Regions from separate parts of the Homo sapiens genome. Here region 2 is linked to region 1. A link is an interaction called in ENCODE POLR2A ChIA-PET data of the cell type or tissue named here. Cell type or tissue: GM12878. All regions are shown on one strand. Each heading gives the region's core, and the rest is flanking DNA. Links, peaks and the distances in the headings are about the cores only. Region 1 has its middle 35 kb from the start of SWAP70. Region 2 overlaps SWAP70 (switching B cell complex subunit SWAP70).

Region 1 (2,930 bases), core at 341-2,840:
CCCAGGCTGGAGTGTAGTGGCGTGATCTCAGCTCGCTGCAACCTCCATCTGCCGGGTTTAAGCGATTCTCCTGCCTCAGCCTCCAGAGTAGCTGGGATTACAGGTGTGCACCACCACACCCAGCTAATTTTTGTATTTTTAGTAGAGACAGGGTTTCACCATCTTGGCCAGGCTGGTCTCGAACTCCTGACTTCGTGATCTGCCTTCCTCAGCCTCCCAAAATGCTGGGACTACAGGTGTGAGCCACCATGCCAAGCCAAAAACAATTGTTTTTTTTTTTTTTTTGAGATGGAGTTTCACTCTGTCTCCCAGGCTGGAGTGCAATGGTGCGATCTCGGCTTACTGCAACCTCTGCCTCCCGGGTTCAAGCAATTCTCCTGCCTCAGCCTCCCAAGTAGCTGGGATTACAGGTGCCCGCCAGCATGTCTGGCTAATTTTTTGTATTTTTAGTAGAAACAGGGTTTTGCCATGTTGGCCAGGCTGGTCTTGAACTCCTGACCTCAGGTGATCTACCCACCTCGGCCTCCCAAAGTGCTGGGATTAGAGGCGTGAGCCACCGCACTCAGCAAGGTCTGCCATTTCTTGAGTACCTGTTACTTATTATTATTCATGTCTATCAGGAGTATGTTTAGTATGTTTTATTTGCAGTAAATCGATCTCCAACGATTTCCTTTGAAAATGCTTTTTCCCCTCCTTAACTTTTACATTGCTTCCGTTTTACTAAATATTAAGTGTTCTTTGACAATTTTGGTGCTCACGTCTTTTGGAAACAAAAGTGAAGTGAATCTGTCATTATACCAGAAAGTTTGCTTGTTGTCTCAGATCAAATGTGCCTGAATAAATTTTTTTTTCATTTAGATTTCAAACAGTGATAGACTTGCATTTGAATATACATCATTGGAGATCTGCTTATTTGTAAATAGCCTGTTGCTCATTTGGAAAAATAAACCAGTGAACAATATATTCCTATTGTACTTTTCAGAACCATTTTGTGTCATTATTCCTGTTGTAGCTGAACAATTGTATTACACTTGGAGAGTAAAAGACTTGAACACAAAAAAAAATAATAATGGCTCCCAATTTATAAATGATATTACCATGTGTTGGGAAAGACTGAAAGAGGAGGAAGTTTGGAGGAAGAAATCAAGAGTTTTATTTTGAACATGTTAAGTTTAAGATATTTATTAAACATGCAACTGGAATTGTGAAGTTTGTATGTAGACTGAGTCTGGAACTCAGATAGGATATTTAATCTGGAGATAAAAATTTGGGAGTTATCAGAATATAAACAGTATTTAAAACTATGGGATTGAGGATCTCGTCAAGGGAAGGGTATAGATAGAGGTGTAGAATTTCCATATTAGTTTTTCAGTTTTTTAATTTTTTATTTTTAAAAGCTTTTTGGAGAGACAGGGCCTCACTATGTTGCCTATTCTGCTCTTGAACTCCTGGCCTCAAGTGATCCTCCCGCCTTGGCCTCTAGAGGTGCTGGGATTAGAAGTGTGAGCCACTGCGCTGGCCAGAACTTCTACATGTGGAATTCAAGGAGAGGAGGAGGAGCTGTAAAGGACAACGAGAATGAGTTTCAGGAGAGTGTGCGGTCAAGCAGAGAGTGACGTTTTAAGAACAGTGTGGTCAGTTATATCAAAAGCTGACAATACACCAAGTAAGATTAAGACAAAGAAACGTCCATTGGATCTGGCATCCTAAAGATCACCAGTGACCTTAACCGTGGTGGTTTCTGTAGGGGGGTAGGGGACAGAAACCAAGTATGAGGTGGTTGAAGTCAACACAAGGAAGTGAGCTTGTCTCCAAAACCCCCTTTGCTTCAAACACCCAGGCATGATATTTAAAATATAAAAATGATTTTTTCCAAAAAGACACAGTTGCACTCTTATATATCTCCATGATATGTAATCCAAGATATATATATATCTTATGTATCTCCATGAACCAGAAATAGAATGGAAACACGTTAAGCTAAGTATTTCCTTAGGCTGAAGTCTCAAGCTTGTGGGGCTCTAAGTCTGGAAGTTGGACACTAGCAGCTGGATGGGGGTTTAGCAGGGGAGTAGGGGGCTAAAGCACTCCCCACAAGGTGGGAGACGGAGGCTTCCAGCTTGATACCAGAGGCTGAAGTGAGCTCCATCGCTTGTGAAAAGAAGATGAAGATAATAGCAGTTAACCTATGGACTGAGACTTTATTAGAGACTAGAGAGATGAGGAGCAAAGAGAACACCTCATTACCAGAAATTGTCAAGCTGTCTGCTGGACCCATAACTAATATCTAGGGATATTAGTTATCCCTAATATGCCACATCCCTAATATCTAGGGATAGAAAAATCATAATCCTAAGCTTTGACTCTAGTTTGAGGCCCAGAGGGCCAGCTGGAGCCCTCCTGGAAAGGAATGAGGGGAGAGTAAGAGAGAGAGAAATCAAACAAAAATGAATACTTTCTCACGCTAAAAGACCTTTCAACCATAATTACAAAACAGAAAGATAGCCTTTGAAATTAACAATCAGACCAGAAATTTTCTCAAATTTCCTTTGGATTTTAAAAATGTTCAGAGATGAATGCATAACTTTCATTTCAAAATGAAATTATTCAGCAAAAATAGGCAGAAATGAAACAGTATGAGAGAGAACCAACTGGAAATCCTTGAAATAAAAAAAATACACTAATTGAAATTTTAAAGGTCATAAGTGGGAGAAACTCTAGATTGAACACACTCAAACAGTAAATTAGGGAATTGGAAGACAAAACTGAGGACTCATTCAGAATATAGCACAAGATAAACAAAAAACAGCAACTAAAAACATGGAGAACAGATTACAAGATTCAAATATTTATAAAATAATAAGTGTTCCAGAGAAAGATAATTAGATGGAAAAAGCAATATTTGATGAGAAAACTACTGAGTTTTTTCC
Region 2 (2,930 bases), core at 286-2,785, 78 kb before region 1:
CATAGGGTTCCTGAGGGGAAATGGCTAGATATACAGCTGGAAAAGCAAATATAAGACCAAATCACAAAGGGCTTCATAATTTTAAGAAATAGCCTGTAGGAAAACAGTTCAAGGAGTTTAGAACAGAATACATGAAGAACTCCTACAATTCAATAACAGAAAAACAAATAAGCGAATTTTAAAATGGGCAAAGGAATTATTCGACATGTCTCCAAATAATATATACGAACAGCCAACAAGCATATGAGAAGATGCTCAACATCACTTATGATTGGGGAAATGCAAATCAAAACACAGTGTGATATCACCTCACACCTGTTAGAATGGTCACTATCAAAAAAACCAGAAAATAACAAGTGTTATTGTTAGGATGTGGAGAAATTCGAACCCTTGCACACTGTTGGTGGGATTGTAAAATGGTGCAGCTGCTATGGAAAACAGTGTGGAAGTTCCTCAAAAAGTTAAAAATAGAACTACCATATGATCTAGCAATCCCACGTCTGGATATATATCCAAAAGACCTGCAAACAGGACCTTAATGAGACATTTGCACACCTATACCCACTACAGCATAATTCACAATAGCCAAGATGTGGAAGCAACCTAAATGTCCATCCAGGGATAAATGGATAAAGAAAATGTGATATACATTGGGTGCAGGGTACACTTCTTGGGTGACAGGTGCACCAAAATCTCAGAAGTTACCACTAAATAGCTTATCTATATAACAAAAAAACCACCTGTTCCCCCAAAACTATTAAAGTTTAAAAAAATTTTTTTTTAAATTTTTTAAAAGAAAATAAGGGCCAGGCACAGTGGCTCACGCCTGTAATCCCAACACTTTGGGAGGCCAACGCAGGTGGATCACTTGAAGTCAGGAGTTCAAGACCAGCCTGGCCAAGATGGTGATACCGCGTCTCTACAAAAAATACAAAAATTAGCCAGGCATGGTGGCAGGCACCTGTAATCCCAGCTACTAAGGAGGCTGAGGCAGGAGAGTCACTTGAACCCCAGAGGTGGAGGCTACAGTGAGCCAAGATCGCACCACTACACTCCAGCCTGAGCGACAGGGTGAGACTCTGTCTCAAAAAAAAAAAAAAAAGAAAAGAAAAAGAAAATGTGTTATATACATACAATGAAGTATTATTCAGCCTTAAAAAAAGAAGGAAATGCTCTCATAGGTGACAATAGGGAAGAACCCTGAGGACACTATGTTAAGTGAAATAAGCTAATCAAAAAAGACAAATACAGCATGATTCTACTTATAATAGAAGGTATCTAAAGTAATCAAACACACTTTAAAAAAATAGTAGAATGGTGATTGCCAGGGCCAGGGGGAAAAGGAAAAGAGGTGTTGTTCAAAAGGTGTAGAGTTTCAGTTATGCAAGATAAACAGGTTCTAAAGTTCTGTTGTACAATAATGTGCATACAGTTAAAAATACTGTACTATAGCCTTAAAACTGTTGAGGATAAATTTACATTATATATTTTTACCAGTTTTTTTAAGTATAAAATCTATAGTTTTCATAGAAAATAGTGCATAAAGCATTAGTATTCAAGTGTTTTCACACAAGGTATAATGTCAAACAAAATAAAGAAATTCAATCTTGGGTTTCCGGAATTTCATATACCATACACTATACCGAATGGTTTTCAAGGTTCTAAGAATAAGAATAAAGAAATATATGTGAAAGAATCTTGCTAAAGAAAAAAAATGCTTCCTTCCTGTAGGAGATAGCTAAAAATAAAGAAAAAAAAGGAAAAAAATGCTGCAAAGTATTTATTATTAAATTATATGATGTACTGACCATATACACAGCTGTAACAAGAAAAAAAAAGAGTTCTTTATGTGCTAATCTGAACTAATCACCAAGATATGACATGAAGGTACACAACACGAAGAATTATATAATGTCCAGTGAAAAATGCAAGTCAGAAAAGACCATATACAGCATGATCCTATTTTTATGTCTCCAGAGTAAAAATTAATCATACATTAAGATATACATATATGACAAAACTTTTTTCTAATGTGAGAGGAAAATGCACATAAAATTCAGGATGGTGGCTTCCTCTCGGGAGGAGGCAGGGAAATGACAAAAGAGAAGAGCAAAGAGGTTGAGGCAACATTACTGATGTGTTTCCCAAGATGAGTGGTAGGTTCACAGATGTTCATTTTATTATGCTTTATAATTTTCATATATCCTACAAATATTATTTTGTATATATCATATTATAAAATAAACAAAAAGACAAAATGGGGGGAAAAAAAACAAGTGCTGATCAATGTATACAGATCACCAGTGTATACAGATCACCAAGTATACACAGATCACCAGTGTATACAGATCACCAGTGTATACAGATCACCAAGTATACACAGATCACCAGTGTATACAGATCACCAAGTATACACAGATCACCAGTGTATACAGATCACCAGTGTATACAGATCACCAAGTATACACAGATCACCAGTGTATACAGATCACCAAGTATACACAGATCACCAGTGTATACAGATCACCAGTGTATACAGATCACCAAGTATACACAGATCACCAGTGTATACAGATCACCAGTGTATACAGATCACCAAGTATACACAGATCACCAGTGTATACAGATCACCAAGTATACACAGATCACCAGTGTATACAGATCACCAGTGCATACAGATCACCAAGTATACACAGATCACCAGTGTATACAGATCACCAGTGTATACAGATCACCAAGTATACACAGATCACCAGTGTATACAGATCACCAGTGTATACAGATCACCAAGTATACACAGATCACCAGTGTATACAGATCACCAAGTATACACAGATCACCAGTGTATACAGATCACCAGTGCATACAGATCACCAAGTATACACAGATCACCAGTGTATACAGATCACCAGTGCATACAGATCACCAAG

Evidence for each region. ChIA-PET counts read pairs that join two places held together with the same protein. Peaks named below come from ENCODE experiments on the same cell type or tissue, not always from the same donor. Only the 100,000 strongest peaks of a DNase experiment are listed, where the experiment ranks them.
Region 2: POLR2A ChIA-PET joins it to region 1 with 6 read pairs; 4 of 35 experiments call an interaction of 5 or more read pairs at or near these places.

The regions. Positions count from the first base shown.
Region 1 is chr11:9,628,022-9,630,951 of GRCh38, reverse strand. No RefSeq gene overlaps it. Among named protein-coding and RNA genes, the nearest start is that of SWAP70, 35 kb to the left of the region's middle. In GM12878, for the core only: no CTCF peak of the experiment used is centred there; a DNase peak (open chromatin) is centred at 1,686; H3K27ac peaks cover 1,235 bases.
Region 2 is chr11:9,705,730-9,708,659 of GRCh38, reverse strand. The region is part of intron 2 of SWAP70 (switching B cell complex subunit SWAP70); the gene reads right to left. Among named protein-coding and RNA genes, the nearest start is that of SWAP70, 43 kb to the right of the region's middle. In GM12878, for the core only: no CTCF peak of the experiment used is centred there; no DNase peak of the experiment used is centred there.